Regions from separate parts of the Homo sapiens genome. Here all the other regions are linked to region 1. Evidence: read pairs that join two places in POLR2A ChIA-PET (ENCODE). Cell type or tissue: CD4-positive, alpha-beta T cell. All regions are shown on one strand.

The links. Peaks named below come from ENCODE experiments on the same cell type or tissue, not always from the same donor. Only the 100,000 strongest peaks of a DNase experiment are listed, where the experiment ranks them.
Region 2: POLR2A ChIA-PET joins it to region 1 with 5 read pairs; 2 of 35 experiments call an interaction of 5 or more read pairs at or near these places.
Region 3: POLR2A ChIA-PET joins it to region 1 with 5 read pairs; 4 of 35 experiments call an interaction of 5 or more read pairs at or near these places.

The regions. Positions count from the first base shown.
Region 1 is chr15:41,935,115-41,939,114 of GRCh38, reverse strand. All of the region lies in intron 3 of EHD4 (EH domain containing 4), which reads left to right. Among named protein-coding and RNA genes, the nearest start is that of EHD4-AS1, 16 kb to the right of the region's middle. RefSeq lists an enhancer at 1,771-1,830. In CD4-positive, alpha-beta T cell, CTCF peaks have their summits at 1,461 and 1,663; DNase peaks (open chromatin) are centred at 1,714, 2,324, 3,074 and 3,454; H3K4me3 peaks cover 747 bases; H3K27ac peaks cover 4,000 bases.
Region 2 is chr15:41,791,148-41,795,147 of GRCh38, reverse strand. All of the region lies in intron 2 of MAPKBP1 (mitogen-activated protein kinase binding protein 1), which reads right to left. Among named protein-coding and RNA genes, the nearest start is that of MAPKBP1, 19 kb to the right of the region's middle. In CD4-positive, alpha-beta T cell, no CTCF peak of the experiment used is centred here; no DNase peak of the experiment used is centred here.
Region 3 is chr15:41,850,830-41,854,829 of GRCh38, reverse strand. SPTBN5 (spectrin beta, non-erythrocytic 5) reads left to right here. Exons shown (of 68, transcript NM_016642.4): 56 at 1-48; 57 at 625-780; 58 at 1,043-1,248; 59 at 1,383-1,572; 60 at 1,830-2,006; 61 at 2,095-2,196; 62 at 2,514-2,648; 63 at 2,980-3,051; 64 at 3,461-3,547; 65 at 3,680-3,771; 66 at 3,891-3,976. It also overlaps the pseudogene RNA5SP393. Among named protein-coding and RNA genes, the nearest start is that of MIR4310, 14 kb to the left of the region's middle. RefSeq lists enhancers at 937-1,547, 1,548-2,157. In CD4-positive, alpha-beta T cell, no CTCF peak of the experiment used is centred here; no DNase peak of the experiment used is centred here.

The sequences.
Region 1 (4,000 bases):
TTGTCCTTGGTGATAGCAGCCAGGTGTTTGACTCTGCGATGAGAAGAAAGAGCACCTTTATCCACACGCATAGCATTTTCCTTCCCACTCGACCTCTTATCATGCTGGCCGCTGAAATACTGTTTCCTAGAATACTATTGAGTCCATGCTGAACCTAAACATAATCTAGGATATATTTCTAGAGTTAGCATGAACACAAGTGTGTTCCCAGCTACTTAGTACAAACCTCCGGATTCTGACTCCAATCATAACATCCTTTGAAAAATTATAATGTAGCAACTGGTATTCTTATCAATCTATTTAGCATTTGGCATTTTCAAGGTGCTGTTTTAACCACAGATTATTCCTATGGTTTCTTGAGAATATGAGGTTTTGCGTAGCCTTCAATAGACTTGATTTTGGTAATAAAAATAGTACAGCTTCTCCCTTTTAAAAATTTAAATAACTCTAGAAGGAAAAAGCTCTATCTAAATTTTCTAACAGATCGACTTATTCTCTCAGGAACAACAGCTGTCAAATGAAAATTCGAGAGTGTCTTTTCCTGATGTTTAAGCTCTCGCCTCTTAATCCCAGCCTATTCATTATAAACCAATGAATAGAACTGGGAAGACAATGAAAAATAAAAGGACAGAAAATGCCCTGCTGGTAAAAGCAGTGGACAGTAATAGTACATGAAGCCGGGAGGATCTAACTGCACTTCAGGTAACATGACGGGCAATAACAGAAACTTCAGAATCACTGATTACCATTTTAACGTCTATATACAAACATCTTTAAGTCCTCCTAGGCAATGTTAAGGAGATGTTAAGGAAAGCCCTCAAGAATCAAAAAGGCGCCTGGGTAGTGATATAAACAGGAACAGGCTGTTTCAAGGGCCTGCCAACACAGCTAAGGTGCTCAAACACAATACAGGTTGAACATCTTGAAACTGAAAATTCAAAATCCAAAATCCTCCAAAATCCAAAACTTTTTGACGTGATGCCACAAGTGGAAAATTCTACACCTGACCTCATGTGACGGGGCACGATCCAAACTTTGTTTCATGCACAAAATTATTTTAAATGTTCTGTAAAATTACCTTTAGGCCATCTGTGTATGGTGTCTATGAAACATAAATGAATTTAGTGTTTAGGCTTGGGTCCCTTTCCCAAGATCTCTCATTATATATGTATGTGCAGATATTCCCCAATCAGAAAATCTGAAATCCAAAACACTTCCAGTCCCAACCTTTTCGGATAAGGTTTACTCAACCCATATCTCAAAAGAATCGACAGAGCTAGGAAATGGGGCCTGGACATCCAAGCTGTGACTAAGAGGGGTGCAGAAAAAAATGAAAAAGGCACCAGCAGACCACAATCAGGGAAGTACAAATGCATCCACTTTTGAACTTTGAAGACAAAAGACCGGATTTTGAAGCTTGCTCGGGAAAGGAGAGAGAACACTTAGAGATGTCCAGATAAGAATGACTTCCCCTCTCAGGCTTTGGTAACAAGAAGGATTTGAGAGGAAAACACACACATATGCAAAAAAGAAATGAGTCTTTTTTCCTAAAAGACCAAGAACCCTCAGTTCCCTTCCATTGCTCTATGTGTCTATCCTTCTGAAAGGCTGTTGATCAGAGCCTGGCTGGAGAGATGGGTGAGCTCTCTAGCCAGCCAAGGCAGGGCGCTGTAGGCCAGCGTGCAGACAAACTGAGACGAAGACATGACACTCTTACCACAGCCTCTGCCTAGCACCGAGTCGAGGGAGAGAGAACTGTGGCTGCCCTTCCTGTTGATATCTCTTCTAGACAACAGAAAGAGTGTATGAAAGAACAGAGAGAGATATGTGAGCTCAGGGCCCTTGGAGGAACGGAAGCTGTGCATGTGGCTGGAACATGGGTCCATGGCAGGTGGGCGCATGTGGCAGGAGACTCGAATTTGTCCTGAAGGCCACATGGAATACTGAGGGGTAGGAGGTATGGGAGGACGTGGTGGAGAATTCTGTAGAATAGAACATGCAGCCACAGGCGTGGATCATGAAGCCATTTTTTTATTTAGAGTTTGCATTCAGTGACCTGACTCTGAGCTTTGTCTGGATTTGGCAGTGACAGAAAAGTGTCCATCCCTGGAGGCTGGGGCCCAGCCCTGATGATTTGTTGGCAGATCCTGTTTTCCAGCCAGGGCTAAGGCCAGTCTGAGGTTGGGTTGTGAGGTCCTGGACATCACTAGCCACTTGGGCCTCTAGCAGGAAATCCTGATTTCTTTTTGTTTCGGGGAAGTTTTGACAAACGCATCCAGACTCCTTTTCCGCTGGTGCCACGGGAAATTCCACACCACAAGTGTTACTGCTTCCGGCCCTGATGTGAGCATATCGCCACTGTGACTCACAACAGCGTTCGCCAGCCCCGGCAGCTAGTTTGAGTTTTTGTTAATACATCAAATGCATTATTGATTGTGAGAAATGACTGTTTTTATCTAAACTTGAAACCTTGACTTTTAGATGAAAAACAAAAAATTTTATTTGATGGGGAGAAGGACACTTCACTTACTTTGCATATAGAGCATTTCATATTTATGTTTATGATATAAAACATTTCACGGGATATCTCAGACATTGGGATACAGAGATTAATCAGAGAAAAACATTTGCTCCTTACTCTTTTGAGTAATAATAATAATAGCTAATACTCTCATAGTGCATTGTTAAGTGCTTTCCACATATTATTAACTCATTTGCTCCTCACAAAAGCTCTGTGAGGTAGGAGCAATTATCCCATTTTATAGAAGAGAAGACTGAGGCACAGAGAGCTTAAGAAATTTGCTGACAATCATGTAGCAAGTATGGTAGCTTGTCTTCAAAGATACTGCCTCCTCCCACCACCACGCCAAGACCTGTGCCTCCCAGCATTCGTGCCTTGGGAGTCTTCTCTTCATGAGTCTGGATTGACCTTCTGACTCACTTTTGATCAGTAGAATTCTGCAAAAGTGATACTTCATGATTTCCTAAGGCTAGGTCATAAGAAGCCCTGCAGGTTCCACCTAAATCTCTACAAGTGTTCATTCTGTGGAAAGCCGAATGCCATCTAAAAAGTCCAACTACTCTTAGTAGTTGTCATACTGTGACTGAGACGGCCATTCTGTGAGGGAAGCCCAAGCTAGTCACAAGGAGAGGCCAAGAGGCCCAGGCAGCCTCCTTGGCTGGTCCAGCTGAGATGTGAGTAAAGGGGCCATCACAGAACCAGCTCAGTTGAGCTGTCAGGTAACTCCAGCCCCAACCACTGTCTGACTATCACCTTCTGACAGACCCCAAGCGAGAACCCAACTGAGCCCAGTCAACCCACAGAACCTCCAGAGAAAATAGAAGTTATTGTTTAAGCCACTACATTTTAAGGTGGCTGATGACCAAAATAGCCAATAAGTGGTTGAGTGGGATTGAAACCAGGCAGTCTGGTTCCAGAGTGCGTGCTGTTAACCACAAGAGGCGTGGATGCAAACCAGGGCAAAATACAGCTGCCAGTCACACACACGGAGAAGGCAGCAAACCCCATGAGAAAATGTAATTGATGCTTTCCCCCAGCAACATCAAATCTCCTATTTTTTTCCTTTAGCAATTTTTGATGATAATTTTGCTTGGAAAAGAGTACACACTACCCTGCATTCTCACTCCTAGGATAGTGGAAAGGGGAAAGAGGTTTTCTTATGTTGAATGTCTGCTGTGCACCCCACTCTGCTGTGCCCCCTGGTCAATTTCTTAAGCACCTACTATGTGTCAGGTGCCAGGTGCCTTAGGTTTCACAGCAACAGTGAGACCTCATGGCTGCCTTCATGAAGCATATACTAGGGGAGATAGAGGAGCCAAAACACAAAACAAATGCAATTGAAACAAAGACATGTCCCACAGCAAGGGGTGGGCAGTCAGGGAGGGCTCTCTGAGGAGGTGGCATTTAGGCTGGACGTAAAGAATGGAGGGTTTGCCTGGCAGAGAGTTGGGGGAAGAGCTCTTCAGCAGGAGGAGCTGC
Region 2 (4,000 bases), 140 kb after region 1:
TGTCACCCAGGCTGGAGTGCAGTGGTATGATCTCGGCTCACTGCAACCTCTGCCTCCCAGGTTAAAGCAATTATCCTGCCTCAGCCTCCCAGGCAGCTGAGATTACAGGTGCCCACCATCATGCCCGGCTAATTTTTGTATTTTTGGTAGAGACAGGGTTTCACCATATTGACCAGGCTGGTCTTGAACCCCTGACCTCAAGTGATCTGCCCGCCTCGGCCTCCCAAAGTGCTGGGATCACAGGCATGAGCCATCACGCCCGGCCACCCAGCCTTACTTTTCTTCATAGCTCAGAGGCAGGTAACAACCCAACATTGATTACATCTCTGTCCATGTACTTACTACTGCCTGTCTGTCCCATCAGAATGTGAGCTCTTTGAGGACAGGACCTAGGTTGCTGTCCCCCATGGATGTATTCCCAGCACTTTAAACAGTCTCTGGCATACAATGGGCACTTGATACATATTTAAGGAATAAATGAATGCCTTACAGAGGCTTCAGAAACAGTGAAAGCCCAGGAAAACTGGGGTATTTCAGACCAATAAAGTTGTTCTCCACAAAGTATCTAAAACTGGTTGTGACAGAAAGGCTATGACCGACCGAGGACAAGCAGAAAGGGCACTTAATGGTACAGGTAACATTTTGTTTCTTAAGCTGATGGTAGGCACACATTGCCTATTATTCCACGTCTTTATTGTATGTCTTAAATATTGCATAGCAAATATTAAAAAGAGAGAAAAAATATAGTGGAAGATGTGGTGTGGGGCTCAGGACCTTATGAGCAACATCCTTCTATAACTCACATCCCCACTTCTCTCTCTAGCCTCAAGGCATTTGGTTGACACTCACTGATCTGGCAATGTGGAGGGAAAGAGTATGAAGAACTCAAACATCTGGTTTGTTGTTGTTGCTGTTTTGAGACAAGTCTTGCTCTGTCACCCAGGCTGGAGTGCAGTGGGGTGATCTCAGCTCACTGCAATCTCTGCCTCCAGGGTTCAAGCGATTCTGCTGCCTCAGCCTCCCGAGTAGCTAGGATTACAGGCACCCACCATCGTGTCTGGCTAATTTTTGTATTTTTAGTGGGGAGATGAGGTTTCACCATGTTGCCCAGGCTGGTCTTAAACTCCTGACCTCAAGCAATCCACCCACCTTGGCCTCCCAAAGTGCTGATTACAGGAGTGAGCCACCGCGCCCGGCCAAATATCTGTGTTTGTATTTAAGTTTCTCATGTCTGTCCTTATGCAGCTACATATTTGTATAATTCTTTGACATGTCACAGAACCACCATCGTGAGTACCCCTCTTTCTGACTGCTAAGCACGGCAGCAGGCGATGAGATGGGCCCCTTGACCTGGGTCCCCATGCTGACCTTCACTGAATATGTAGCATGAGCAAGAAATAAACTGTTGCTTAAGCCAGGGGGATTTTTGAGGTGGTTTGTTATCAAGCAGGACCTAGCCCAGAGATTCTCAGACCTTTTGGTCTTGGGAACTCTTCACAGTCTTAGAGCTTATCAAGGACAACAGAGAGCTTCTGTTTATGCGGGTTATGTCTATCAATATTTACTATATTTGAAATCACAATCTGAAACATTAAAAATATTTACTAAATCATTTAGAAATAACAATAAACCCATTACATATTAACATTCTTTTTTTATTTTTATTTATTTTTTTGAGACGGAGTCTCACTGTGTTACCCAGACTGGAGTGCAGTGGCACAATCTTGCCTCACTGCAAGCTCACACTATTCTCCTGCCTCAGCCTCCCGAGTAGCTGGTACTACAGGCACATGCCACCACGTCCGGCTAATTTTTTGTATTTTTAGTAGAGACGGGGTTTCACCGTGTTAGCCAGTATGGTCTCGATCTCCTGACCTCATGATCCACCCATCTCGGCCTCCCAAAGTGCTGGGATTACAGGCGTGAGCGACTGCACCCAGCCCACATATTAGCGTTCTTATTAAATATAACTTTATTTTCCAAAACAAAAATAATTAGTGAGAAGAATGGCACTGTTTTACATTTTTGCAAACCTTTTTCATATCTGGCTTAACAGAAGGGAGCTGGGTTCTCATATCTGCATCTGCATTCAATCTGTCCTGACATTATCTAGTGGAAGTATGCGAAGAAAACCTAGCCTCATTTGGATATGTAGTTGGAAACAGGACATCATGGACCCCCTAAAGGGGTTTTGGGGACTCCAGGCTTCTCAGACCACACTCTGAGAACCAATGACCCACCCCTCTAAATACTACAGCATCTTTCCACATGAGGAAGCAAGCCCACAAGTGAGAGTTCTGGCCTCAAGGATCGCTTGAAGAAAGTGAGTTAGGAAAGAGGCCCTGCGAGAAAATTACTGTCCATAAAGTCTGGGATTCAGCCCAAAGTTCTGACAGGAACTTCAGCTCCAAACCTTCAAGGCCCAAATGCCGATGAAATACAGCCCAGGAGACACACCAGTCCAGGCAACTGTGTCTGGGCAGTGACTTGGGACACAACTGCTGCAGGCAGCTGGCACCCTGACCCATCCATCTACAGCTCTAGGAACACTGCTTCATGCACAAGTGGAAACTCAGAAGGAAGAAGAGAGGACCCACTTGGTTCTCTACAGTGAGCTCCTCCACACCCAGAATGCAGCCTTGAAGCATGGAGAATACCCAAACTGTGACCCAGCTTTTGCTTTGGCAGGTGGACAGTGTTGAGATGGAAGAAAGCGTATACCAACCTGACAGAGGTGTCATCTTTCCCCTGAAGCAAGGCTACTGGAGGCAGAATTACTACAAGTATAATGTGAGGGAGGGCTTGAATACCCACCACTCCCAGTAGGAACTAGGCAGAGCACTATCATATCCTCCAGAGAGAAAGAGGGCCAGCAAAATCATCTCTCACTTTAATAAGATAAAGGGGTAACTTCATACTAGCCTATTCCCAGGAGAGAAAGAAAGAATAAAGCCACGTGTTTAAGTGCTCTTCTGGCTCTCATTAAAGTAGATGGAAAAAACAGGTGGCGTAGAGGCAAGAGACAGGACTGCTCATTCATACTAGATAGAACAGTAGTTTCCAGCCTGCAGATTGCAGTCTTTTTTTTTTTTGAGATGGAGTTTTACTCTTGTTACCCAGGCTAGACTGCAATGGCACGATCTCGGCTGACAGCAACCTCCACCTCCCGGGTTCAAGTGATTCTACTGCCTCAGCCTCCCAAGTAGCTGGGATTACAGGCATGCGCCACCACACCTGGCTAATTTTATATTTTTAGTAGAGACGGGGTTTCTCCATGTTGGTCAGGCTGGTCTCAAACTCCCAACCTCAGACAACACCTATTTTTAGAGCATGGAGAAGATGAGGTACAGGCAGTGAGAAAGAGAGGAGGAGAACCAGGAAGCCAGTGAAGTGGAGAGCTCCCAGAAGGGAGGGGTGATTAATAGTGAGTGCTGAAAGAAATGAAGGAGGCAAGGACAGAACTCTCCAGAGTCCAGAGCCATCCTCAACAGAGGTGGCACAGCATAAGATCCCAAGCGGTCCCAGAGCCCTAAACATACAATCCTAGACACTGGGCAGGGCCTTCGAAGCTTTTCTGCTCTCTCAAGTCCCTGGATCTGATCAGTTCACGAGCTAGAGGACAGGCACTAGCCAATGGAAGCGAGTCCAGGTGGAGCCAAGACAGTGGCACTGTTAGGAAGGGCTTCCTGCTTGGACCCACAACAGAAGTTGGCAGGAAATGCTTTCCCTTTTAGTGTGAGGGACCACTACAGGAAGTCTGCAATGGCACGGGAGTGGCTGCTCCCTTGAGATAGAGAACTAAGAGGCCAGAGTCACAAAAGGCCAGGGTCCCCTAGGATTTGGCTGACCTCATACTGGTAAAGAAACCCCAGCAACTGTGAGGAAAAAGATCTGTTTTTGTTGCTATGTTTTGTTGCCACCAGCTACTTTCTTCCCCCTTTTCCCTTCCCCCACTTCTCAATCCCACTCAATTCAAGTTATAAATACCTGAGTTGTAAGT
Region 3 (4,000 bases), 84 kb after region 1:
GAGGCTGCTTGGGAGAGGTTGGACCAAGCAATAAAAGCCCGCACAGAGGTAGGTGATCACAGGCCGGGCCAAGCTAAGGGGTGTCAGAGTCTTCAAAAAATCCCTCTAAGCCCTCCTTACCACAGGCTTTGGTTCCAACAAGACACACACCCTGCTGGCCTCAAGTGAATGTGCCTTTTCCCTCACCTGCTCAGCTTTCTTCCAGGAATTGGCTGCAGCCCAGGACATTCCATCTCTGTAGGTCCTGGGCTGGGGCTGCCTCCTGAGCTGACCCGGTCCCCCAGCCCCATGAGAGGCACTGCAGGTGGTACTGCCAGGGTCAGCCAGATCCCCGAGAACCGGCCTGCTCCCTCACGTGGACCCAACACCTCGCGTCTGCCTTTCCCTGAGATGCACGAGGCCCTCTCCTCTCCCCACCCTCCCCACCCCCTGGCCTGCCGCAGACCCATATCATCACGTTCACTGAGGGCTGCAGCATGGAGGATGGTTTCTGTACCTGGGGACACATCAAGCCCCATGATCCTCCTTGTTCAAAAGGAGGTGGCCCAGAAGGCCATGTCTCCAGGGAGAAAGGAATCCTGGGAGCAGAGAACAGCCCTGAGCAGGTCCTTTCTCCTCTCCCAGAACTTGGCTGCAGCCCATGAGGTCCACAGCTTTCAGCAGGCAGCAGCTGAGCTCCAGGGAAGGATGCAGGAGAAGACGGCCCTGATGAAGGGGGAGGACGGAGGCCACAGCCTGTCATCTGTGCGGACCCTGCAGCAACAGCACAGGCGCCTGGAGGTGAGGCCCACGCCCTGCAGCCTGCCTGTCTGAGCCCCTGCCCGAAGGCGGTGGCTGAGGGGACCTATCTCAGCCCTCCCACCCCAGCCTGCTTCAGCCTCTTCTCCAGAAACCCAGATCCTTCCCCGAGGGGCCCTAGGACTTGGCCCAGCTTGTGCAGCAGAGTGGAGGTGGTTCCTCAGAGAGGCCTGGTGCTCCTGAATGCAGAGCACGCATCGGCTCAGTGGGGGGACTGAGGCCTGATCTCATGCTCTGGTTGCAGAGAGAGCTGGAAGCTATGGAGAAGGAGGTGGCACGGCTACAGACGGAGGCCTGCCGACTGGGCCAGCTACATCCTGCAGCTCCGGGGGGCCTGGCCAAGGTGCAGGAGGCCTGGGCCACCCTGCAGGCGAAGGCCCAGGAGCGAGGCCAGTGGCTGGCGCAGGCTGCACAGGGCCATGCCTTCCTCGGGCGCTGCCAGGAACTGCTGTAGGTGTCCTACCTCAGCTGCCGGCTCAGCTCTACCCTGTGGGGTGGGGGTATCCTGGCTCTTGGGGGAGCTGGACCCTCCCTCCCCTGCTCCCCAGCCAGCCCTGACAACAGCTCCCTTCCCTGCCCCACAGAGCATGGGCACAGGAGAGGCAGGAGCTGGCGTCCTCCGAGGAGCTGGCTGAGGACGTGGCGGGGGCTGAGCAGCTCCTTGGGCAGCATGAAGAGCTGGGGCAAGAAATCAGGGAGTGCCGCCTTCAAGCCCAGGACCTGCGGCAGGAAGGACAGCAGCTGGTGGACAACAGCCACTTCATGTCTGCGGAGGTGTGAACTCAGAGGGTGGGCCTGGGGTTGGGCTGGGGATACAGCCTGATTGCCCAGGGCCTCAGGGCCCCTCACAGGCATGGAAACCAGCAGGAAAGGAAGGCTGGGCGCAGGCAGGGAGAGAGGCTGGGAAGGGGCAGGTGCGGGTCTCACAGCCTTCCCTCTGCACTTCCATTAACACTTGGCTCTCCAGCCCTGCCCTGCCCATGGTGGGAGCCCTACCCAAGCTGTCACCCATAGCAGCCCCTCCCCACCAGGTGACAGAGTGCCTGCAGGAGCTGGAAGGGCGGCTGCAGGAGCTGGAGGAGGCTTGGGCCCTGCGCTGGCAACGCTGTGCCGAGAGCTGGGGCCTGCAGAAGCTTCGGCAGAGGCTGGAGCAGGCTGAGGCCTGGCTGGCCTGCTGGGAGGGACTCCTGCTGAAGCCCGACTATGGGGTGAGTGGGGGTCCTGCCCCTTAGCTGGCTACCAGGCTCTGGGCCCCCCCCCCCAAGCTGGGCGTCACCTGAACATGCTTCTCCCCAGCACTCAGTGTCAGATGTGGAGTTGCTGCTGCACAGACACCAGGACTTAGAAAAGCTGCTGGCAGCCCAGGAAGAGAAGTTTGCCCAAATGCAAAAGACAGAGGTGACGACTGCCTCGGCTAGGGGCTGAGGGCTGGTGGGGGAACAGTCCCTCTCAGCCTGCAAGTCAGTGTCTCCCAGGGCACTGAGCCCTCACCCGGCCCTGCCTTACCTGCTCCTTTCCCTGGCCAGCTGCGGTGGTGGGAGAGGCACCATTGTGGACTGGGTGTGAGCCTCCAGAGCCAAAGCTGAAAGAGCTAGTGATGGGGAGGCAGGCCCCCTCTGACCGGGAGGGCTGGGGGAGGGGAGGTAGACGGGAACCTGAGGTGTGGCTGGTCTCCCTGACCTGGCTCACCTTGCCCACCTTGCCCACTCCCCAAGATGGAACAGGAGCTCCTGCTGCAGCCACAGGAGCTGAAGCCCGGGAGAGCTGGCAGCTCGCTGACATCCTTTCAGTGGAGGCCCTCTGGACACCAGGGGCTAGGAGCACAGCTGGCTGAGACGAGGGACCCCCAGGCAGGTGTCCCTATGGGGCTGCAGGCACCCCCGCCGTGGTCTCCCTGAAGCATGCAGTGGGGCTGGGGCTGTGGGGGTGAGGGCCCACACCCTGGAGCCAGTGCTGGGAGCCCGGGCACAGGAGCTGAAGGTCATTAGGAATAAAGATGGCTGTCTACAGCCATACCACCCTGAACATGCCCGATCTCATCTGATCTTAGAAGCTAAGCAGGGTCAGGCCTGGTTAGTACTTGGATGGGAGGAATAAAGAGAGCTGGGGGCAGTGGGTGCCTTGCCCACCTTCCTGAGGGTGCTGGTCCTGACATTTCTGGGCCCCATCTTGCATTTTCAGGATGCAAAGGGTACCCCCACCATGGAGGGGTCTTTGGAGTTCAAGCAGCACCTGCTGCCTGGCGGGAGGCAGGTGAGTGCCTGGAGATTCCTTCTCCAGGCAGCTCCCCACTTGCAGCAGCACTTGAGTGGCTCGAAGAGCCATCTGGGCCTGGCACCCTTGCACTGTGAACTTGGGCAGATGCCACCCCCCACCATGCTGTCCAGGCAGTTTGGCTCCTTGGGACCCTTCCCAGCTCCTGCCACCGCCCCCACCTACCCACCCCCACCAGGAGGTGCTGGGATTCCTCCTCCCCACCTGCTCTTCCCCTTCTGCTTGGTTTCCCGTCAGAGCCCCTCTGTGGCTTCCCTTTCCCCATTGGGACTTTGGTCCAATCCACCGCTTTTCCTGGGAAGCTCCACACACATGGTGAGGCGTGGACAGGCCCTAGCTCTGGCTTCCTGCGTGTGGCTCATGCGACCTTCCCGCCTCCTCTCCACAGCCTAGCTCGAGCTCCTGGGACAGCTGCCGCGGGAACTTGCAGGGCAGCTCTCTGAGCCTGTTCCTGGATGAGAGGATGGCAGCGGAGGTACCAGGCGGGGTAGGGGAGATGCAGACATCAGGGTGCTGGGAAGCAAGGCAGAGGGGCCCCAGGACAGAGGGACCCCACAGGGAAAAGCTGAGATGGCCGCAGTGACCCCTGCCTCTCATCTCTCCTCAGAAAGTAGCTTCCATAGCCCTCCTTGACCTCACGGGAGCCCGGTGTGAGAGGCTGCGGGGCCGCCACGGCAGGAAACACACATTCTCCTTAAGGTGAGCGGAGAGACATGGACTCCGGCATCACCCCCAGCAGCCACCTGGCTCAGCGGGGGCTGGAGGCGTGGGGGTCCCCAAAGGGACAGTGGAGTTTGACCTGTGACTGTGGGTGCCAGGCTGACCAGTGGGGCAGAGATCCTGTTTGCAGCACCGTCCGAAGAGCAGGCTGAGAGCTGGTGGCGAGCCCTGGGCAGCACTGCAGGTGGGCTTCAGGGGAAGGATGCGG